Regions from separate parts of the Homo sapiens genome. Here regions 1 and 3 are each linked to region 2. A link is a loop called in an ENCODE intact Hi-C map of the cell type or tissue named here. Cell type or tissue: gastrocnemius medialis. All regions are shown on one strand. Links, peaks and the distances in the headings refer to the core of each region. The heading gives the core; the rest is flanking DNA.

Region 1 (7,715 bases), core at 1,016-6,015, 65 kb after region 2:
CTGAGTTATTCAGCACACTCCTAGATGTGGGGTCTGATTGTTGGTCAAACTGAAGGACTCGAGAAAATGAGGACTAAGTGGGGGGATGAGAGACATGTGAGTGGGTGTTGGGCCAGTAGAATGACAAAAGGAGCAGGCCCAGGCTCTTTGGAAGACAGACCTTTGCCCTTCAGGGGGACTGGGGGAGTGTTTCCTGGCAGGTGTGGACATTCGTCCTCATGGATGTCTTCTTTATAATAACCTGTGGAGGACGGCCCAGCGCATCATGCCACTGACCTTCACTGATGCTTCTGTACTTAAGAAGTAATGTCCCTTGGCTGGGCGCGGTGGCTCATGCTTGTAATCCCAGCACTTTGGGAGCTGGAGGTGGGCGAATCACCTGAGGTCAGGAGTTCAAGACCAGCCTGGGCAACATGGCGAAACCCCGTCTCTACTAAAAATACAAAAATTAACCGGGCATGGTGGCAGGCTATAATCCCAGGTACTCGGGAGGCTGAGGCGGGAGACTCGCTTGAACCCAGGAGTTGGAAGTTGCAGGGAGCTGAGATCACACCACTGCACTCTAGCCTGGGTGACAGAACGAGACTCTGTCTCAAAAAAAAAAAAAAAAAGAAAGAAATTGCCCAAATTTTCCTTTCAAGGTTGAAGTTAGGGCTGAAGAATCAGGGCTGGCTCATGATCTCTTCAGACTCAGTCATCCATCCATTCAGAGATCGTGTGTGTGGGCGCACGTGTGTGTCGTGGACTGTTCCTCAGGATCCGCAGGTGCAGTGGCCGCGCTCCCACTGAACTTGTGTTCTAGAGGCGGAGCCCCCTCCCTGAGGGCCTGGCTTTCTCAGTGTCAAGTGGAGAGCATGTTGTCTTAGTCTGCTTTGGCTACTATAACAAAATTCCATAAGCAGGTGGCTCATAGCAACAGAAATTTAATTCTCACAATTCTTGGGAAATCCAAGACCAAGATGCCAGCAGATTCGATGTCTGATGAGGGCCCAAGTTCTGGTTCAGAGACGGTACTCTCTCGCTATGTGGAAGGGTCAAATGAGATCTTCCTTTTTTTTTTTTTTTTTTTTTTTAAATAAAATTTTGCTCGATTGCCCAGGCTGGAGTGCAGTGGTGTGATCTCGGCTCACCGCAACCTCCACCTCCCAGGTTCAAGCGATTCTCCTGCCTCATCCTCCCAAGTAGCTGGGATTACAGCCGATTACCAGCACACTTGGCAAATTTTTGTATTTTCTCCTGCCTCAGTCTCCCGGGTAGCTGAGATTACAGGGATTGCTGGATCAAAGTTTACCACGCTCGACAAATTTTTGTATTTTTAGTAGAGATGAGGTTTCGCTGTGTTGGCCAGGCTGGTCTCGAACTCCTGACCTCAGGTGATCCACTTACCTCGGCCTCCCAAAGTGCTAGGATTACAGGCATTAGCCACCGAGCCTTGGCCAAAAGAGCTCTTTCATCAGGCACTAATCCCGTTCATGAGTGCTCCACCCTCATCATCTAATTACCACTCAAAGGCCTCACCCTCTAATACCACCACCTTGGGGATGAGGCTTTCAGCATAGGAATTTGCAGGGGGACACAAACATTAAGACCAGAGAGATACTTTGGACTGAGGGGACCCTTTGGTGAGAACACAGGGAGTGGTTCTCTGTGGGGAGGCTGAGATTGGCGTGGCAGGAGGAGGCCAGCCATGGGGCATCTGGGGAAAGGTCTGGAGGCCGAGGGGCTGTACCCAGGGCAGGAGCCAGTGCGGTTGTGGCCCTGTGAGGGCAGACCCGGATCTTGACCACGAAGGCACTGGGCGTTGCTGGAGAGCTTCCAGACACTGGGCTAGGATCACATTTCAGTTTCCAGTGAGAATCCTCCTGGGTGTCTCTGGAAAATGGCTTGGAAGGCATAAGAGCAGAAACAAGGGGATCATTTGAGTGAACTCATATAGTAGCAGAGCTGTGCATTGAGATTACCCACACCCCAGCTGCGAGAGTCCCTGTTAATGCAAGGTGGCCAGTTTAAAGCTGACAGGACTAGATTTCCCCATGGAGTGATTTGCTGAAGGCTTTGGGCTGGAAGTTCCAGCGCCCGCAGAAAACTTACTGTTGGAGGTTCTTCGCCCTCGTTTCTGAAGGAAAGCTCCCAGCTCTGCCTGGAGCCTGGGATGGAAATTGTCTCTGGTTAATAGGATCTTTAAGACAGCTAAATCCTGCACTAAAGACTTGATGCAACTGCTGTTGCACACGGAGGTGGCTCCCCTGCCATATGCCCGCAGAGCTTTCTTTCATTGTCATTACAGAGAGTCAGGCGTGTGTACAGGAAGGAGACGGGATCCTGCCGTAATGACTTTGTCTTCACCATCTTTTCTCAGCTGCTTAAATTGCTGTCAGGGCAGCGTAGGAATCTTAAAGGAGGGAGTTTTCTCTCATATAATTATGCTGTTGGTAAAAATGTTGGCGGCTTTTCTCTACTTTTCCCCTTAGCCACCAAAATAAAACTCTTTATCTTGGAACTCGGCAGCTGTTTGCAATCCGCCTCATTTCTCCTGCTGATGTATTGGTGTCGCAGCTTGGGTGATGGGTGGTGACGTGAGGGTTGAAGGTAATTTCTGTCGCAGTCCCATGGTCATGAGCCAAGACCTGGAGTGCTGGAGGTGCGCCAGGTCGGGTCATCTTTGGGTTTTGCCCAGTGAGCTGTTGCTAAGGAGAGGGCTTTGTTTGCCTAGAGCTGGGGGAAATGTTCAAGGGCAGGCACACATTGGCAGAGATCTGCTGACGTGGCGACGGCGGAACTCATGGCTGTGTGTCAAGCCTGGGCAGTAACAGGTGGCGAAGGCCAAACCTTTGGGGGCAGACTTGGGGCAGCAGTGGAGACGTGTTTTGGGGATCTCAAGGCGTCTTGGTGGGAAAGAGTGCCGGTGGGTCAGGAAGGCGGGGGTGCTGGGACACTGCTGCTGCTTGGGTGGGGTCAGGACCTGCTACACAGATACCAGACCCACCCTCTGCCAGGGGACACAGAACGGGCAAGGAGAAGGGCTGTGCTTCTGAGTGCTTCACTGGTCTGGAAACCCATGTTTTAACTGGGGCCACCCCCGGACCCCTGAGACTGAGGTGGTGTGAACCTCAGGGCTGGGGAGGTGGCTTCCAGGGGACCACCTCCTCACGCCCTCCCTTCCCAGAGAGGATGGGGAAGGTTTGGGCGGGAGCCTCCGGACTGGTAGGGACTCCACCTAGAGGCCAGCCCCTCCTGGGGTAGGCACAGAGGCCTCCAGAGCGCCTCCCTCTGAGTCACATTCCTTCTCATTTAGTCACCTTTCCTTCCACGGGGCTGCTGTTGGCTCGAAATAGAAGGATGACTGGACCGTTCTCCGTGCAGCTTCTTCCCTGAGATGTTCCCCAAGCCCCTCAAGGCATCCTTTGTGATGCACTTCTAAACAGCAGCCGGCTGGGCTCACAGTGGCTCACACCTGTAATCCCACGACTTTGGGAGGCCAAGGCAGGAGGATTGCTTGAGCTCAGAAGTTCAAGACCAGCATGGGCAACATACATAACATCTCTACAAAAAATAAAATAACATAGTGGGCTCTCTTCTCTACAAAAAATCAAAAAACGTAGCTGGGGCCAGGCGCCGTGGCTCACACCTGTAATCCTAGCACTTTGGGAGGCCAAGGCGGGCAGATCATTTGAGATTAGGAGTTCTAGACCAGCCTGGCCAACATAGTGAAACCCCATATCTACTAAAGAATACAAAAATCAGCTGGGCGTGGTGGCGCATGCCTCTAATCCCAGCTACTCGGGAAGCTGAGGCAGGAAAAATGCTTAAACCAGGGAACGGAGGTTGCAGTGAGCCCAGATCGCACCACTGCACTCCAGCTGGATGACAGAGCAAGACTCCGTCTCAAAAAAACAAAACAAAAAAAACTTTAGCTGGGTGTGATGGTGCGTGCCTACAGTCACAGCTACTTGAGAAGCTGACGTGGCAGGACGGCTGGAGTCCAGGAGGTCAAGACTGCACTCCAGCCTGGGAGGCAGAGTGAGATCCTGCCTTAAAACAAACAAACAAACAACAGCGAGTGTATCCTGGGTGCTTGTTCGGACTAAGGTGCAAACAGAGGGCTTTGCGTTATGGTCTTTGATCCTGGTGGCATTTTCATTAGACTAGATGGTCACGGTAATGTGGTATCTTTTCCTTTTTTGTAGACAGGCGACTGAGTCTCAGAGGGCGGTATCCTCGCCCAGGTCGGGGGTCTGCACATGGCTGTCAGTGTTGTGTCCTCGGACAGCCCTGTCCTGGGAACTCAGAGGCTCAGCAGTGGTGCCTGTGGAATGGGCCTCTGTTTTCACCGAGTAGTTGACCCCATCTGGCACGACAGGGAGACTCTTTTTTATCCAGAAGCCAAATCAAGAGAGGCTTTTCTGAGTGACTTGGCTGTGCTTTTTTCCAGCTTTGGAAAGTATGTTGAGAATGCGTGCTGGCCCTGGTGGTCTTACGTTGTTGGTGTCAGATGTAAACTTGCGACGTGAAGGCAGAATTTAAGTCTAGCTTTATTTAGTCCAACACGTGTTCTGCAGCAGCCGCTGGCTGCAGAGCCAAGGGGATAACCATCCCCTCCCAGTACTTGCAGTCTGGTGGGGACCAACCCCCCAGAGAGATGGACCCTGTGCTGGCTCAGAGAGAGAGGGCACTTAAATCTTGCTTGGTGTGCTCTGGGAAACCCTCTCCTGGAGCATTGGCTTCTGAGCTGAATTTTCTGGAGTAGAAGGTAATGCCGAGGCCTGCTGGACATATGTCCTGTGAAAATTCTCAGAAAGGCTGGGTGCAGGGGCTCACGCCTATAATCCCAGCACTTCAGGAGGCCGAGGCGAGCGGATCATTTGAGGTCTGGCATTCGAGACCACCCTGGCCAACATGGTGAAACCCCGTCTCTACCAAAAATACAAAAAGTTAGCCAGGTGTGGTGGCGTGCACCTGTGGTCGCAGCTACTCAGGAGGCTAAGGCACGAAAATCACTTGATCCCACGAGGCGGAGGTTGCAGTGAGCTGAGATCATGCCACTTCACTCTAGCCTGGGCGACAGAGCAAGACTGTTTCAAAAAAAAAAAAAAAAAAGAGGAAAGCTGGCAGAATGATCATGGATACAGTGTGCAAACGTGACTTGTGCAGCCACCATACTCTCCTCATGGGGGAGTAAAAATTAGCTGGAAATGATACCTGAGGCAAGAGGCCTATTAAATCTTATTAATAATTGATTTTAGTGGGAAGTACAAGTTCAGTACATAAAGCAGGAGCTTTTTGGGGAAGTTACTGAGTTTTTTGTCTTCTCCAGAGAGAGGCCAGAAGGGCAGCATCTCCAAGGTGAATCTGCCCATTGGCTGTAAGGAGCATGGACGAGGACTTAAGAGGCAGCCCATCTGGCCACATCTCCAAGGCGAGGCTGTCCACTGGCTGTAAGGAGCATGGATGGGGATTTTGAAGACAGTGTGTCCCGGAGCCGGCCTGCAGAGACAGGCTGCCTGGGGGGAGGAGGGCAGCCCCCAGCTCCGGCGTGGCCAGCCCTGACCTTGGGCCATCAGGGAGGGCACGCCAAGCTTTGTGACTTTCAGGTCTGTTCCCTTGCCCACGGGCTGGTTCTGGCTGGTTTCTGGACTGTACTGTGGCCGTGTGGAATTCTCTGGCACACAGCAGCAGGTACAGAGCCTGCCCCTGGGCAGCGCTGACCATGCTGGCCTGGGGTTTGGATACTTGAGCCTGGGTAGAGACAGGGTGGGTTCTCGGTGGCCACTTCCTCTGCAGCAGCCAACAGCAGAGACAGAAGGAGGCCTGGGACCTTGCCCTGCCTGACCCGCCTGTCTTTCCATCTGAAGCGCCCCTGACATGCTGTGACTCTTACTTTATTTTTGGTAGTTTACCTTAAAGAGTAATGAAATCACATTGCAAAAATTTGGGTTCTCTGGGAAAATATCAGTCAATCTTGATTCTAAAACTTGAACACAATCACTGTGGCCATTCATGTCTATTTTTTTTTTCCCTTTAACTTTTTCTTTTGACATAATTACAGACTTACAGAAGAGTTGTAAGAATGGAACAAAGAATTTCTAATTACCCTTTACCTAGCCTCTCCAAATGACATTTTACCACATTTGCTTGTGTTTCTCTCATATACAGAAACACACGCACAGAGTATATAATCTTCAGATCCCTCTGAGATATTTGCAAATATATAAGGCTAAAGTATTTAGGGATGGAGGAGTTAATTTTTCCTAAACACAGTGCCCATTCTTTCACATAAGACAAGTATCAAGGTCAGGAAATTAACATTGATAATCATATCTAATATTCAGATCTTACTGATTTTGCCAGTAGTCCCAATAAGATCCTTTATAGCAAAAGAAACTTCGGATTCTGCGTTGCCTCTGGTTTCCTTGTCTCTTTAGTCATCTTTAATCTGGAACCGTTTCTTGTCCTCCTTTGTACCATGACATTGATGTTTTTGAAGAGAGCAGATGAGTCATTTTGTAGAATGGCCCTCAGTTCAGTTTGTCCTGTGTTTTTTCCTGATTGGAGTTGGGCACTTTGGGCGGGAATGCTCAGGACCCACTGTTGTTGTCAGCACAGCGGATTAGGAGGGCACATCATGTGAATTTATCTTATTATTGGTGGGGTTAACTTTGATCACTTGGCTAAGATCGAGTCCGTCTTTCTCCACTGTAAAGCTATTATCTCAATCTCCTTTTTTTTTTTTTTAAGTCCTGTACATGATTTTGTGCATCGTAACATACCAGGTCTGGGTATGGGATGTGGGAGGCAGCGCTGTGCCCTTAATTTGTGGAGGTGACGCATGTGCAGTTGCCTCCACTGAACGTTAAAAGTGCACTCCTGTGACCCTGAGTTGAGTTCAGAGACTCCTATCAGGTCAGAAGAGCTCCTGCTGTTGACCTGCAGGGCACAGCTTGAGACCTAAGTCTGGCCCTTCCAGATGGGCCATGGCTAAGGTTCCCTCATTCAATAAATAATTGATGACTTCAGCTGCTGTATGCATGGATTTCTTGCGTGACTATTTTTCCCCCTTTTTAAATTTCTTATGTGCGTCTGGAGACCCTTTGGCAGTGGGGCCTGGAGCTCCTTTTAGAAAAGATCCACAGGAGATTGTGTTTCCAATGATGACAGCCAAGATGGCACAGGTGGCAGCCCTCCCATGCTAGGGGTGTTGTCAGGTCGACAGCGCTCAATCCCCATTGTTCCAGAACGGCCAGAGGACAGTGACCAGGGGCAGAGGAGAGTGCACTCTCATGGCCCAGCCCCTCACTTAGCCCACCTGCCCTGGGCTGGGTGCACTGGTGGCTACCACTGCTTGGTAAGAGGTACGGGTGACAGATGTCTTGGTTGACGGTGTGGGTGTGTGTTTTTTTTTTACCCCTAATCCAAGGAAACTGGGTGTATTTCTCTTTGTGAGTTTTGACTGCTGTTCCCCTAAGTCAAGTTATATGGAAGCATGATTTATCTTCTCCAAAAAATATGGGCCCCTCAGTGAAGTTAAACAGAGTATAAAATGCCTTCATGGTAGTTAAATTTATACTCTGTTAAAATGATTTGTGCACTTTGCAGTAAGCTGTGATATTAAGTGCATAAATATACAGCGGAGTTAACTTGGAGGAACGTTTTATTTGACAGGATCACTTAAATGCTCAGGTACAGTATCGAAACCATTTAGCATGGTTACCAGGAAT
Region 2 (7,715 bases), core at 1,364-6,363:
TGTGTTTTCTTCCCAGTGGGGGGTGACCAATAATCTTAAAGTTTTTTCCCTTTCTCCAGACGTTCAGCTGTGGTCCGCACTCTGGATTGCTCTATCTGCCCTGCGGACTGGATAGAGGCTCAGCGTAGATGCCCAGCTGACCTGACATTTCCTACCCATATTTCCTAGTGTTTCAGGAGCAGGCAGAGACAGACCTGATTCCTTTATCTCGGGGCTTTCAGATTACGGAATAGAAGTCACACTAGGAGGGCAATCAATAAAGAGTATATTTTGCTGTACAGATACCAATATGCACATATAAGTGCCTACAAGTAAAATCTGGGAATGTTTTTGATCTTAAAAACATTTCACAGTCATTAATCTTCACGACGCTCCTGCGGGCTGGGTAAATAGAGCAATTCCTATTTTATGCCAGGAAGAAATATTGAATTGCCTCCCCCAAGTCATAAAGAGGCTGTTTTTCCTCCTTGTTCCTGTGACTCGCGGTGTGGGGGGCCTGGGGCGCCTGGAACCCCTGCGATCCGCTCAGACTGACTCCAGGACGACTTCCGGTGTCCTGCGCGACCTTCTGTTGCGGGGAGCGCCAGTCCGCCACACCTGGCCGCGCTCTACCTGGAGGGGGCGGGGTCTCCTGCATTTCCCGGACCGCGGGGGTGCCCCACCCTGCTGCAAGGACGGGCCTCCTGGCGTCCGGGCTTCTGGGGTCCCGGGGTCCCGGGGTTCCTGGCTCCCGAGCCCCAGGTGAAGCCCCCTCCATCCCTGGGGTTCGCCCCTCTCCTCCCGGCGGGTGGACCTGGAGGCCCCGCCCCCGCGGGCCAGAACACCTGGCGGCGCGGCCCCGCCCCAGCTGTGCCCTCTTCCCCCCGCAGGGCACTTGGCGGCCCCACCCTGGCCCCTCCGCGGGCCGCGGTATCTGACACCCCCGGGCCCCCCCACCTCGCGCCTCGCCTTTACACTTGTAAATGGAGCCGCTTCCCGCCGCGGGGAAGTCGTTGAGAGGTGTGAGAATGGGCCCTGCCCCCTCCCCCCGCTCCGTGCCCACTTCCTCCTTCCTCCCGCTGGCCTTTGTGCTGGGCGGGGCCGCTCGGACCCGGGGCGGCGGGGGTCCAGCTAGACGCCGCCTCAAGCCAGCAGGGTCGCCGGCCCCTCTCCGGTCCGCGAGGCCCCGGCAAGGTAGGAGCCTCGAGACCACGCGGGACACCAGGTTGGCCCCCAGCCCGCACTCGAGGCTCAGAGCAGGGGCGGGGACCTGGTTGCACCAGGCCAGAGCCGCCTCCACCCCGCAGCGGTCGCGGACTCCGGGCACTCATGGGGACTCCTGGGGTCGTGGTGAGTGGTGAGGTTCGTTGATTGACTGCGCGATGGTGGCTGAGTTGCAAGCAAACGGTAAACAGCGGCATCATTTCCACTTGACCGGCTTGGGATCTCGTCTCCTGGGCAGTGTTTGGGGGTGACCACGGTTCTTGGATAACCTTCGAATCTGGGTGTTTTCCTTGTAGTACAAATAGCGCAGTGGCAGTTGCTGTGGGAAACAGCGAGGGCCACTGAGACCTTCAGCAGAACTCCACGTCGAGGACGAGTGACATTTGCGCGCCTCTGCTGCGTTCTCTGCTGTTCACCCCGGCGGCTCCCAACACCTGAAGCCTGGCGAGGCATGTGACTAGAGGTTGTCCGAGCGCAGAGTGGTAGGACGGTGCGATCTGGCCCGTTTCGTCTTGCCCTCGTCTTCTCCATGGAGGAATTTCTGTGTTCGCCTCTATGTTTTGCAGACTTAATTTGGTGCTCCAGAAACTTATGCAGCCATTCAAGTGCGCTCTACCTGTTATTCAAGTAACTAGAGAGCAACCATTTCTTGAGCACTTACTTAGTGTCTGGCACTAGCTCGCTGGGCCATTGTGTGTTGTTGCGTTGCCCTGACTCTTCATTGGTAAAACAGTGACTAACTATCACCTGTGCCTCTGCGAGGACAGCGCTGTGCTTGGCCAGGGCTGGAGAGCCGATCTCAAGGCAGGTGTCTGGCCTTTTCCTGGACATAGTGAGTCTGTGATCCAGAGTCTGACCCACGTATTCAACGGGGCCTGCCTCAGGCTTCCAAACAGGAGCCAGGCTGTTGTGAATATTCACTCCAAAAGTGCAGTGAATGTAAAACATCCTAGAGCAGGAAGTGAGGCAGGCCCCGTTGAATACGTGGGTCAGACTCTGGATCACAGACTCACTATGTCCGGGAAAAGGCCAGACACCTGCCTTGAGATCGGCTCTCCAGCCCTGGCCAAGCACAGCGCTGTCCTCGCAGAGGCACAGGTGATAGTTAGTCACTGTTTTACCAATGAAGAGTCAGGGCCAGGGAGCTTAGGTAATTAAGTCTGGCTAGTTACTACCAACTTCGCCTGGCTCTGGCTTCTCTGTGGCTGACCGAGGCTTCTTGTGGCCTTTGACTGGGACACGGGAATGTCTGGGGATGGCTTTGCCACACTAACCAAGACTAGACTCCTTCTTTCCTCCCAAGCTGTTTCTCCCTTGCCCTCATCTGTGTGTCTCTGATGCAGCACCACCCCACACTCCAAGAATGCATGGGCACACTCTCCTGGGGTTATGTGTGTAGCTTTCACAGTGCTTAGGGTTTCATGTGGTAAAATTGGATTTAGTGGCCAGGTATCATTTCATCAATAGGTAAGACCATGTTTGTGGTCTGGGATAGTGTGATCTCAGTTGCCCTCCACCCCCCATCTCCCTCGAGGGAGGGCTTGGGTCCATGGGATGCACCCCTCCCCAACTCTGGTTGCCTCTGGCATTCAACTGGAGCCATGTGCACACCTGAAATAGGATCTGGTTTGTGGGTTCCACGTTGGGGAGTTGGGGGTCAAGAGACAGGGAAGATGCTTAGGATTTCTCCTAACTGTGATAGTCTGTTTGCACCACTCCTGTGAAAACCAGGGAGAAACTAGGTTTTGCCGGGTGAACTTCCTTTGGGTCGCTCCCCTGCATCCGTGTGGTGTGGGCCTTAGAAAGGAATTTGAATTAATACTCCTGAACAAAGGGAACAGCCTTCTTTTCAAAGAGGCTATCAGAGAACTGACAGGGAATGGCACAGAGTTGGGTGTGTCTTCAAATCCAGAGACCAGCCCCGCTCCACCGGAAGAGTACCCGGAGCAGGTGATGCGGGAGCTCCCAGGTTGACCTTGGCTTTCCATAGAGGGTAAGGTCCCCACAAGGTGAAGGTTTTCCTGAAAAACAGGCTTTTCTTTATAAGATTACCTTCCTATTCTACAACCCTTCTCTTCTTTTTGTGAACACGTGTGTACACTTGTGAGCACATGTGTATTCTGGAAATCCTTGGTTTCCGCTGGGGCTCTGGTGGGGCCGGGGGTGGTGTGGATGTTGGGTGCCCCCCGCCTCCATCTTGGCCTTTGGATTCTGCTCTGTCTTGTGGATGACTCAAGGAAGTGCTGGGAGGAGTCTCTTGACAAATCAGTCATGTGAGTCCCGGTGTCCTGGCTCACCTCCAGCTTGGGTATGAATAGAGTCAGCCCATTTTAAGTGCCCCCTGCAGTTTTTAAACAGGTCTCCTTCCACTTCACTCCACCTGGAAGAGGGTGGTGGGGCCAGGATCATCCCTGGGCCAGCCCTCTCCTTTCTGTGGTGCCTCACTGGGACACTGAGAAGGGGGAAGCTGCTTTCTCAGAGGCTGTTGCTTGGAAAGTGGCATCTAAGCATGAGAATGACTGCGGCGTGCAGGTTCCCATGAATGGTCATTTCCTGTGAGCCGGGCCTTGTGAGTGGTCTTCCAGAGCCCATGTCGTGTCTATGGTGTGTCCCCTGTCCTGTTCCAGGTTTCAGGGATCCTTTGCGCTGGGCAGAAGATCCACTGAGCTGGCATCCAGGTTCCTCCAGCAGAACACGGCGCAGTGGTGGACCTGCCGCAGCTCTGAGGCCAGCGAGCCAGTTTTCCCCAGCACCCTGTTTCCCAGCCCTAGCATCTTCAGAGTGTCCATTCTCCTCGCTCCTCCACGGCGCATGCTTTTCACTCAGGGTTGAGGATTCTTTTTCCTCCACTTGCACACATCCTTCTCATTTCTCAGCTAAGCCTGGGATTAAGAATGAGGCTTCAAGTGACAAAAGCCAGGAGATTTCACAATTAAAGTTGGAATTGTGTCTGCAGTGATGTCTTCCTCAGCATTTAAGGAAGGCCTTGAATAGTGGGTAATATTTTTCTATCCTAAATTGGCCACATGGCTCCAAATAGTGGGCAAAGGAAGACACTCCTGTGGTAAATTCGAGAATGTCTTAGTTGAGGCTCTCATGTCCGTAGAGGATGAAGGGAGGGGGGTTATGACTCAACCCAGTTGTGCTTTTGGGTCCCTGGTTGTGTCCCAGTCAGGCCCGAGAGCTTAGAAGCAAATCCCGTATGTTACTTGGCCCCTCAGAGCAGTCTTTTAAAATATTTCTCAGCAAGGAAGCTTAAAAAGGAGTTTACTTTCCTAATTCTCTTTTGTTTTCTAGAGCAGCGGGCAAGGTGGGAGGGAGAGCCTGGGTTCGCTGTGGTTAGTGGGAAGGGGGCTGCAGCAGCACATGGACCACCTTTTTGGTCACGCCTGTAGCTGGGAGTTTTGCAACCTGGTGGTTACTTGGCATGTCAGGGTCCTGGCTCAGATCCAAAGTTTTGCTCTAGGGGCCCCGGCAGCGCACTTTGAAAGCACTGAGCTAACTGCTGTGCTCACTTTGGTGGCTGGTGACCAGAGAGGTCCCACTGGAAGGTCGTGAATGTCTTTCTTCCTTTCAAACACTGAGGCTCGGCCCAAGGAGAGATGGTCCTGCCCTCCTAGAGCTTAGTAGAGGCAAAACAAGGAAGTGTGGCAAAGAAGGGATGGAAAGAAATGCTGGACTTCTCTCCCACACTGGGAGGCCTTTGCAAAGGGCTTCGGTTTCTGAATCTGTAAAATGAGGGTAAGGAGAGGGTGTGTTGTAAGGATTCAATGAAGTAGTGTTTCTAAAGCCTTTAGAACTGGCCTGACGTACCGTATGTGTTTGTTAGAATTTTTTTTTTTCCCGAGATGGGGGTTTCACCGTGTCGCCGAGGCTTGGAGTGCAGTGGCGCAATCACGGCTGACTGCGGCCTCGACCTCCCGGGTTCAAGCAATTTTCCCATCTCAGCCTCCCAAGTAGGTGGGACTACAGGTACAGGGCACCACACCTGGCTAGTTTCTGTATTTTTTGTAGAGATGGGGTTTGCCATGTTGCCCGGACTGCTCATGAACTCCTGAGCTCAAGTAATCCTCCCTCCTTGGCCTCCCAAAAGTGTTAGGATTACAGGTGTGAGCTGCCAAGCCTGTCATGGTGCTATGTTAAAAATACCTGGAAGATGTCGTGCCCTGTGGTAGGGAAGGGGAGTGGCTGGTGGGGCTGGCTTAGTTTGGGAGCAGCCGTCTTCTTTCTCATTGATTCCTGGGGCCCAAAGCAATGAACTGAAAACTGTTCACGAGGTTAATTTTAGTCTGTGGGATGTTACTACGTATTAGGTCACTCCAAGAAACGCTCAGTAAAATATTTACTTTCTATTTAAGACCTACTTTCTCTTCCTGGAGAAGGAAGAAAAAAACTGCCTTGCCTGATGGGCAGCCAGGGTGGGGGCCCAGTGCTGCCCCAGCCACCCTGCCCAGGTGAAGCCTGTTGAGAAGGGTCGCTCAGGTTTGAATTCTCCTCTACTGAGGCCTCAGTACATAAACCACAGTGAACGTGGGCATGACAGGCCACATTCCGAGGAGCATATTTGTTGAGGAAAAGGAACTGTGTCTGCCCTTCCCTCTGTGCACACGTCATCATCATAGCTCCCTTCACCCTCCCAGGTCCCTGAGGAATGGGTGCGTTTGCCGGTCAGTGACCAGGGCTGTCGACTTGCTTGGTGGCATCCTGTTTGGTTTCTTGTGGGTGCTCAGTCAGCAGCAGCTGTGGTAACTGGACCAGGTGCAGCTGGGTGGCAGATCTGCTGTGATGTTTGAGCATGTTCCTGACCCCAGGCCCTGGCAATGGGGTGGTAATTAATCATGTCCTCCTAGGATATTCATTCACAGATACTGACTGAGCACCCACTAGGGGCCAGGCACAGTACGCATGTGCGTACAGCATCACCAAATGTCTTCTGATTGAAATGTTCAAATATCTTTTCTCCACCCAGCCAGTGTTAACTGCTCTGTGCTTCCTGTGGGGCTCCAGGTGTGAATAGTAGGTCATGTGCGTGAAATGGCAAGGTGGGGTAAGGAAGGTGCCTGTCCGGCAGTTAGTTTGTCACCTTCAGAGTGGGCTGGTCATTTCATGGACCAGCAGTTTCTTTGGATTCAACTCATGCTATTAAAAAATCTCACTTGGAGGCCAGGTGGGGTGGCTCATGCCTATAACCCCAGCACTTTGGGAGGCTGAGGCAGGTGGATCACCTAAGATCAGGAGTTTGAGACCAGCCTGGCCAACATGGCAAAAACCCTGTCTCTACTAAAAATACAAAAAATTAGCCATGCGTGGTGGCGCGCACCTGTAATCCTAGCTATTTGGGAGTCTGAGGCAGGAGAATTGCTTGAACTCTGGAGACAGAGGTTGCAGTAAGCCAAGATCGTGCCATTGCACTCCAGCCTGGGCAACAGAGCAAGACGCTGTCTCCAAAAAAAAAAAAAAATCTCACTTAGGGCCGGGCATGGTGGCTCACACCTATAATCCTAGCACTTTGAGAGGCCGAGGCAGGCCAGTCACCTGAGGTCAGGAGTTCAAGACCAGCCTGGCCAACATGGCAAAACCCTGTCTCTTCTAATTAGTTTTGGAGAAATTGATTTTGTAGATTATATTTTAGTCTCTTCTAGAAATACAAAAATTAGCCAGGTATGGTGGTTGGCACCTGTAATTCCAGCTAATCGGGAGGCTGAGGCAGGAGAATCACTTGAACCTGGGAGGCAGAGGTTGCAGTGAGTCGAGATCATCCCATTGCACTCCAGCGTGGGCAACAAAAGCAAAACTCTGTCTCAAATTAAAAAAAAAAAAAAATCTCACTTGGAAAAGCAAAATGGTCCTTGAAAATGCCCTTGGGAAACCACCCATGCTGGAATGCAAGGGCATCTCAGCTGGCCAGGGACCAGGGGTCTGGGGCCAGAATGTCATATTCTTCAATTGCAAATCCTGGAGAGTGTGCACAATGAATAAGATGTGGGAAGTGCTCCCACGCTAGCTGTTTGTTACCATTATTATTATTAGGGACGGTGGTGCTGGTGGTGGTGGTGGTGATAGTAGTAGGATTCATGGCAATCCCAGTAGTTATGGTGGCGTGAATGTCATTGAGAAAGACAAATCCTCCCGTCAACTGTGCCTTCTTCTTCCTAGCAGGGAGTGGCTGTTTGTGCCCTGTTTTATCAGGAGGGAGCAGATAAGTGCTAGCAACCTTCTCTGGCCCCCTGCCGTGCCCTGCCCTACCCTGCCCCAAGGGACAGCAGATACCTTTAATACTACGAAGCTTGGGTGGGCTTGGTGGTTTTCACGAGTGACTCAGTCAGTCCCCAGAGAGGCCCTGGTACCTGGGGTTGGGGGTGCTCAAAAGGTTGGCTTCTGGAGCAGGGGCGTCCCCAAGGCACCCCTGGCCAGGAGTCTCCTGAGGGCCCCACCCTTCGTCCCGATGGAGAAGCCCTAACATCTGTATTTTTAGCCACCTCCTCCAGGGGGTGCCTGATGCAGCCAGCCCG
Region 3 (7,715 bases), core at 1,016-6,015, 620 kb after region 2:
CAAGCTACCTGCCCTGCTGCGGTAGAGAAAGACAATCCAGCATCTGCCTCCAGCTGCTGAGCTCCCCAGCACCGGAGGAAAGACGGCCATGCCAAATTCCCGGCATGGGCCGCCAAGCCTATGACATGCAGGGCGTCTTCTCTGCAATTGTGGGTGGCCCATGCAGAGAGACTCTCCTGCGTCACACTCACTTATCACGCCTAGGGCCTCTGAGGGGTTTCCAACACAGCAAAGGGCTCTGCTTTGCCTGGCCCACTGCCCCCAAGCTCCCCACCCCAGGCCCCCTGCATCCCCCGCCCCAATCCCCAAACTCTGCCGTTAGAGCCTGCATGGGCAGGGCATCGACCAGGGCAGATGTGGTCCCTGCCAACCCAATGAGCCTCGACTCATGGGAAAGCCCTGAGCCCCTGTGTCACTCCCTATGCCTCAGCCCCTGCATTCCATATCCCACTGAGTCCTCCTCGCGCACCCCTGAGTCACTCCAGGCACACACTTGGGGTCTGGCCCTGGGCTGGGGCCCTCTGCAGCGTGGGACCCTTCAGGCCACATGGTCTTGTTCATCTCATCACCCTGCACACTGCGGAGCACACGGCAAGTGCCTGCAAAGCTGGGCTGTGTCTTGGATATAGTGCGGGTGGCAGAAGCGGGCCACCTGGGTGAGGACGGGGGGTTTGTCCACTCACACGGGGGTAAGGGAGGACAGAGGCAGGGAAGAGCCATCTCCTCCTCGCCATGCAGTAGGCCTTGACCTTTACTTATTTAAATGAAAAGTCAACGTTTCCAATCAAGCGCCTATCCTTCTGGGAGGGGCTGGTCCCCAAGGCGTGCCACACTCTGTCCGGGTGACACTGACTGCCACAAGGTCATCGGAAGTAAGGGAAGCCTCCAGGCTGTGCTTGGGCAGACGCTCTCCCCTCCCCATCCGAGGACACAAACTTTTGGGTGACATGGTCCATCCAACCCCCCACGCCCCTGCCGCCCCCAACTCTGCACAAAGTGAAGGCAGGAAGCCGCTCTGGGGGGTGCATTTTGCAAATCAGAGCACATGGTCCCTGGGCGAGTTTTCCAAGCCAAGCAGTCTCCCTCAATGGTCTCAGTTTATGGCCCTGTGGTTCTATCCAGAAGTGTTGGCCTGGCTGAATCTGCCCTCAGGAATATCTCAGATGCCTGCAGAGGCCAGGCTGACAACCCCAGGCCGTGATGCACCCAGCATTCCACTCCCATTGCTTCCCTGAACTACCTCCTGCAGCCATGTATTAATGGAGCTCCTGTAATAAAGGTGCTGAGGATACCTGGGAAGTAAGTCCAAAATAAGTCCATTTTACAGATGAGAAAACTGAGGCTCAGTGGTCTTCCTGCCAGCAAGCAGTGGGGCAAAGATTTGAGCCTGGGCTTCTTCTCATTTCCAAAGTACAAGTCCCAGCCCAGTCGAGCACCTGAACATCCCAGAATGCCCCTTCCTCGGGACACTTTGCCACCACATAGCTAATCTTCCATAGGGGCCATAGGGACAGTTGGGACAGACATGCTGGCACTGTCCTGCTACACCCTTACCAGCTGGGTGATGCTGGGTGAGTCTGCAGCTTCCCTGGAAAACAGAGAAGACTTTCTATGCCTACCCAAGAGGCTTGGAAGAGAACCACAAATGCAGAAATGGCCTGGGAAGCTGAAAAGGTTTCTCCCAATAGGGAGGATTGTTGTTATTCAGTTTAACAAACGCAGAGTGTCCACCACAGGCAAGGTCAGGGACTTGGCTCTACATGGGATAGAGCGATAAGCAGATGGAGAGAGAATGAGGAAGCCAGGCTTCTCCCTGCTGTGGAAGGAAGGCATGAACGTGTAAAGGCATGAGGTGAGAAGGAACCCTGTGCTGCTGGACTGGAATCGGAGGCACTGCTGTGAGCTCGGGCTTTTGGGCAGGTCCAGGTGGGTAGGGTAAGCATGGACGCATGTGTGTGTCACACCTGCATACCATGCGCATCTTTCCTACCTCTGTCCACCGCCAGGGCCTGAGCAGCAATGCCCAGAGACAACACAAGCACACCTGGGGCCCTGGGCTGAGATTCTAAACAGTGCCCTCCACTGGAAGGAACTGGGGCTCCTTGGAGAAATGGCCGATTCCAGGGCTGAAGCAAAGACTGAACAAATGAACCTGAAACATCTTTTTGGGCCAAAATGCAAGGAAGGGCTCAAAGAACGGTGAGGATGTGCCGAAAGGTCACAGGGCCAGCCTGAAGGGGCTGCCAGTGCCTGCGTCGGGGACCATCTGAATATCCCAGTGATGACGGTTAACAGACGATAACCCACTGAATTACATAGGAAGCCACGAGCCCACACTGGCATACATCAATCAGTGGAAAGAAGAGAACATCTTTCCTTAAAGTAAAACACCAGGAGTAAATACAAGGAAGAATGATGGAGTTATTTGGCGACCATCATAGAAATCATTCATTCAAACAAGAAATACTAAGGGACACTAAAACTGGCAGATGAAAGTGGGACATCGCATCACCTCAAAGCATCTCCCCACAAATACGTATCAATCACAAAGGGGAAAAACACATTATGTGGTTGCCATTAAACAAGAGGTCAAGGTTAACATCAGCAATATTTGGGCAAACCAACATTACATGCCTATGAGAACAAGCACAGCACCACTTCTAAGCAATGCTAGCCCCAAACGCGTAACTTGGGTTGTATCATGAGAAAACACCACACAAAATGACTGTCTCGTAATCTTCAAAACTGGCAATCTGTGAGAACTGAGGCGAGGACAGGGAAGTGCTCCAGGACGGAGTCCAGAGAGACCAGAGAGAGCTGCCTGGCCCCGGACTGGGTCTTCCCCTCTCTAGAGGAGTTCATGGAATGATTGGCAAAGCTTGAATGGGGTCTGTCTCTGGGAGAAGGGTGTATGGAATTTCTTTCTATTCTGGAAATCTGAAAAATTATTTGAAAATGAGAAGGCTGCGGGAACTCCAGGGAGTGCCAGGTAATTCTTCTGGAGGTGAGACTGTGTTTTGGGTACAACAGAAACGAGCTTGACATGGCAGCCAGCCCACACCCCAGCTTGCACGGGATTAGCACATGACCTTGAGACGGGGTGTGGGGTTGGAGGGCAGCGGATCCCTCAGGCCCTTGCAATTGGGAGGACTCTGGAATTCCATCACCAGGGAAGGCCTTGAGGATATGGCAGGATCCAGGCAGGCCAAAGAAGAGGTGGTGGGACAGGTGAAGGGCGCAGACAGCATGCATAAAGGCTCCAGGTGGGACTGGCAGGAGGGGAGCTTGGCGGGTGGGCGTGTCCTCATCCCAGGGACCTGGCCTCTCCAAACTCGCAGGGAACACTGGGAGGCCCCCAATGCCCAGAGCGTGTTCTTAGGCCTCTCTCTGACAAGGTGCCAGGGAGACAAGAAGGACGGGCTGGTGAGGCTGATGAGGCTACCTTGGCCGCTCTGCCTGCTTCAGGCCCAGGGAATCCAGGGCTGCAGGAGACTCTGATGGTGGCCCTCGGCCCTGTGCGCTGTGGTGTTCTCCATGCTCATCGTCTGCACCCGTGAAGGGTGGCAGAGGAGAGGGTCAGTGTCCTGAGGAATGGGCAGGCTTGTGGAAGCCTGGCTAAAGCAAGCCCGTGGTTCTTGGAGCTGGGGCCCCAGGGCCCCGAGAGGCAGAGGGCACACAGGGCATGGGGGTGGTGCGGCATCTGGGAGGGAATGAGTGGGGTGTGAGCAGGCCCACATGTGTGGCCTGGGGCGTGGGGGGGTCTGGGCGTGAGTGTATGTATATGTGTGTGTGTGTGTGTGTGTGCATGCACTATGAGGCCAGCATGAGAGTGGGCACCTGTGGATGTGTGGCCTGGGCCTGAGAACCTGTGGGGCCTGGCGTGCGCACATGTGGATGCGGGATCGTGTGGGTATGGGGGCCCCTCGTGAGCACACGTGGGCCCGGGTGAGTGTATGTAGCTGTGCGTGCATCGGCCCTGGCTCCAGCAGGCCCGGCCTGTCCCATCCCTGGCAGCAAGGCGCCCTCTTGTGGCCCGAGCAGGTGGCGTGGGGAGGAGGAAATGAGAGTGAACCCTGAGAGGTCCACCAGGCTGGGACGCAGGAGGGGTGGGGCGGGAGGCAGGAGGCGGCAGGCAGGATGCCAGGTGGGCATGCAAGAAGGCCGGATGCACACTGCCCTGGGGGCCTGGGGATCCTTGCTGGCCCCTGCCCACCGCTCCTGGCTTCACCAGGTTCCTCCCTCCCCGCATTGGGGTGTCCTCTCTGATGCAGGGCAGACGGGCTTGGACGGCCTCATGGGATGCATGCGGGTGGCCTGGGCCCTGTGGCAAGGCACCTCTCCAGCCGCCCCCACTTGGGACCACACTGCCAAAGACCAGCATGCCATGTCTGCCCCTCACACCGCATCTGCAGGGCTGATTCCCCACACCCCTTCCCCGCTGGGGCAGCTGGGATCCTGCCCTCCCACAGGCAAAGAGAGTGCGTGGGTGCATGTGCGCATGTGTGTGTGTGTGTGTGTGCGTGTGTGTGTGTGTGTATGTGCATGAGCTGGTGTCTAGGACCCGCATGTGAGTGTGGGATGAAATGAGGCCATCTCTGCATGGCTCCAGGGAGAGGGGATGCTGGGACAGAGTGCAGGGCGTGGCCCCTCGTCCTCCCCCTCACGGATGGCTGTGGCCCAGGATGTTGAGTCTACAGTCATGGAGCCCCTGGCCCTCAGCTCCTGGATTAAACCCTTGGAAAGTGTAGAGCACTCCTCTGCACAAATTTTTGCTCAGTAATGAGGACAGACATGGGGGATGCCACAGTCGGAGAGCAGCCTCAGTGCCACTGACAGGGCTGGCTGGGAGGTTCCTCACCAGGAGGCCTATTTTCAGCAACTTTCACTCACCCATGAGAAGGGGGAGCCCTGGTCAGGTGGGAGCTGTGTGGGCTGCTCGTGAGTGGTGGGTGCATGGGTTGGTTTCTGTTTTTAATAACCCCGCACTTTCAGGTGGTTTTCCTTAAGAATCCCCCAACACCTGTAATCCCAGCACTTTGGGAGGCCGAGGTGGGCAGATCACGAGGTCAGGAGATTGAGACCATCCTGGCTAACACAGTGAAACCCCGTCTCTACTAAAAATACAAAAAAATTAGCTGGGCATGGTAGTGGTGGGTGCCTGTAGTCCCAGCTATTCAGGAGGCTGAGGCAGGAGAATGGCATGAACCCGGGAGGCGGAGCTTACAGTGAGCCGAGATCACACCACTGCACTCCAGCCTGGGCGACAGAGCAAGACTCTGTCTCAAAAAAAAAAAAAAAAAAAAAAAGAATCCCCCAAATTCACAAACCCAGGGCAGGGGCGATTGTGCCATAAAAAATAACTCTTATTCTTACAAAAGTGTTATGTGGTGGCCCCAGGGCCACTCCAGGGGACCAACAGAGCAGAGATCCCTGACGCTGGGAGGCCAGCTGGGCATCAGGAGAGGGGCTTGAACCTCCCTCCCTAGAAGGAAGAACAGCCCTAGAGGGCAGGGGACACCTGCCACATTCACTCGATCCCCCACATCCTCAACAGCGCCTGGCCATAGTAGGTGCTTGGTAAATATCTACGGGGACCAGGGGACTAACAGAGGACAGGGTTGGGCCTCCTCCCGTGGGCAGTGGGGACCATAGAGATTTTAAAGGCAGTGGGGAAGGCCAGGCACTGTGGCTCACGCCTCTAATCCCAGCACTTTAGGAGGCTGAGGTGGGCAGATCACCTGAGGTCAGGAGTTCAAGACCAGCCTGGCCAACATGGCGAAACCCCGTCTCTAGTGGAAATACAAAAATTAGCCGGGTGTGGTGGCAGACATCTGTATTCCCAGCTACTTGGAAGGCTGAGGCAGGAGAATCCCTTGAACCCGGGAGGCGGAGGTTGCAATGAGCCAAGATCGCACCATTGCACTCCAGCCTGGGCAACAGAGCAAGACTCCGTTTCAAAAAAAAATAAAATAATAAATAAATAAATAAAGGCAGTGGGGAAGGTCAAGTCTACCCTAGAAAGCCACCATGACCATGTGGTGGACCACACCCACGGGGTGGACAGAACCCCAGAGTCAGTGTACGTCCCACCAGCCTGGTCTAGCAGGACAGACCAAATGGGAACCGTTAGGGAAATATGCCATACGGGAGCCACCACCATGGCGGGCCCTCACTCTAGGGGCCGAGCTTAACCCTCCCCTGTTCAGCCCACACAGCTGGGGCTCAGCCCCACTTGACACATGAGGAAACCCAGAGCCAAGCAAGGCAAAAAGATCATGCTCAAGCCGGGTAATCCCAGCACTTTGGGAGGCCAAGGCGGGGAGATCACTTGAGCCCAGGAGGCTGGGCAACACAGGGAGACTCCATCTTTATAAAAAATTTAAAAATTAGTTGGGCGTGGTGGCATAAACCTGTTTCCCAGCTATTTGGGAGGCTGAGGCGGGAGAATCACTTGTGCCCAGGAGTTCCAGGCTGCAGTGGGCCATGATGGTGCCACTGCACTCCCACCTAGGAAACAGAACAAGACCGCATCTCAAAAAGAAAAAAACAAAAAAAAAAAAGCACAAAGAGATCACGTCCAAGGTTACATGGTTAGCACGCGGCAGGGGACTGGGTCTCATACCCAGATTCTGGCAGTGCTCTTGGGGTCTCCGGGCAGCTGGACTCCCCCTCTGGAGGGTGGGGCTGGGCTTTTCTGTCTCCCTGCTGCTCTGGTTTCAGCCCCCGGGCTCATGAAAAGTCAGGGAGAGCACCCGGGGCTACCAGGCTGGGCCTGGGCAAAGGGCACCCCAGCCTGGAACTACGTTTGGAGCTGGAGTAGGGGGCCTTGTCCCTGGCTGTCCCCAACCTGAGGACAGTGGAGCTAGAGGAGCACACCGGGTTCACATCCTGGGACCCACCCATGACACAGAGGAACCTGTGCACAAATAAAACCACTGCTGCAAGATGGTTGAAAATAAGAACTGCGTCCAGCTGTGCCTGCAAGGACAGGAGTCAGGGGCCTCTGAGCCCCCTTTCCTTCCTTCTTCACTTTTCCAGGCTGGAAAAGATGTAGCAATCAAAGGGTCAAAAATGCAGATTCCCTGATGCATCAGAACACAGCAGCAATGGTGAATGCTGTGGGGGATGTGCCCTCCCCTGCCCCTGGGCTGTAAGCGCCACCAGCCCTGGCCGTGTCCCCGAGCCGCAGAGCAGCAGCGGAAAGGCAGAGGCCAGCCCTGTGGGCAGCGAGAGGGCTCAGGTGAGACTCCAGGTCTCAGAGGGGCTCTGTGGCGGGCAGGCTCTGGCAGCCCTGGGGGCATCCAGCAGAGCCCAAGTGGCCCAGGTTCATGTTAAGGTTAGAGAACATTTTGGGCAGGTGGCCGGCCTGGCTAGGACGGTGGCCACAGCTCCTGCTGCAAGTTCACTGCGGGCCCCTTCTTCCCCTGCTTGCTGCGGCCTGGCCACGGCTTCCCAGATCTGCCTGGGTCCCCTCCCCACCTCCCCACCACACACTGGAGGGGAAGAGAGCGCTTGGGTTCAGCGGACTTTAACCACAAAGGCAGCAACGATGGGACTTCTGGGGCTGTCACCTGTCACATCTCCGCCAGGCTCTCAGGTGGGTGGGTGGGGTCTAATGACCAACTTCAGGGCCTGCCCTAGGTCAGAAGCCCCCAGAGCCAGGTCCTGCTTATGTCCAGCTCAGCAGCAGGTCGTGTGTGTGTGGAGGGGGCCAA

What was found. A loop is a pair of places that touch in the nucleus more often than their neighbours do. Peaks named below come from ENCODE experiments on the same cell type or tissue, not always from the same donor. Only the 100,000 strongest peaks of a DNase experiment are listed, where the experiment ranks them.
Region 1: a loop joins it to region 2, with 3 times the contacts of the local background. A loop is called at or near these places in 29 of 110 quality-filtered maps.
Region 3: a loop joins it to region 2, with 3 times the contacts of the local background. A loop is called at or near these places in 2 of 110 quality-filtered maps.

The regions. Positions count from the first base shown.
Region 1 is chr10:125,079,972-125,087,686 of GRCh38, reverse strand. All of the region lies in intron 2 of CTBP2 (C-terminal binding protein 2), which reads left to right. Among named protein-coding and RNA genes, the nearest start is that of MIR4296, 51 kb to the right of the region's middle. RefSeq lists enhancers at 1-339, 1,996-2,823, 4,480-5,307, 5,308-6,136. In gastrocnemius medialis, for the core only: a CTCF peak has its summit at 3,220 (motif pointing left); DNase peaks (open chromatin) are centred at 1,776, 2,776, 3,296, 3,956 and 1 weaker place; H3K4me3 peaks cover 876 bases; H3K27ac peaks cover 5,000 bases.
Region 2 is chr10:125,145,232-125,152,946 of GRCh38, reverse strand. The region is part of intron 1 of CTBP2 (C-terminal binding protein 2); the gene reads left to right. Among named protein-coding and RNA genes, the nearest start is that of CTBP2, 11 kb to the left of the region's middle. RefSeq lists enhancers at 507-1,468, 3,353-3,647 and a silencer at 7,686-7,715. In gastrocnemius medialis, for the core only: no CTCF peak of the experiment used is centred there; DNase peaks (open chromatin) are centred at 2,336, 3,496, 3,930, 4,646 and 2 weaker places; H3K27ac peaks cover 4,927 bases.
Region 3 is chr10:124,526,618-124,534,332 of GRCh38, reverse strand. All of the region lies in intron 6 of LHPP (phospholysine phosphohistidine inorganic pyrophosphate phosphatase), which reads right to left. Among named protein-coding and RNA genes, the nearest start is that of LHPP, 69 kb to the right of the region's middle. RefSeq lists enhancers at 174-706, 707-1,240, 5,978-6,147, a silencer at 4,117-4,236 and a cis regulatory region at 6,062. In gastrocnemius medialis, for the core only: a CTCF peak has its summit at 4,027 (motif pointing left); a DNase peak (open chromatin) is centred at 4,022.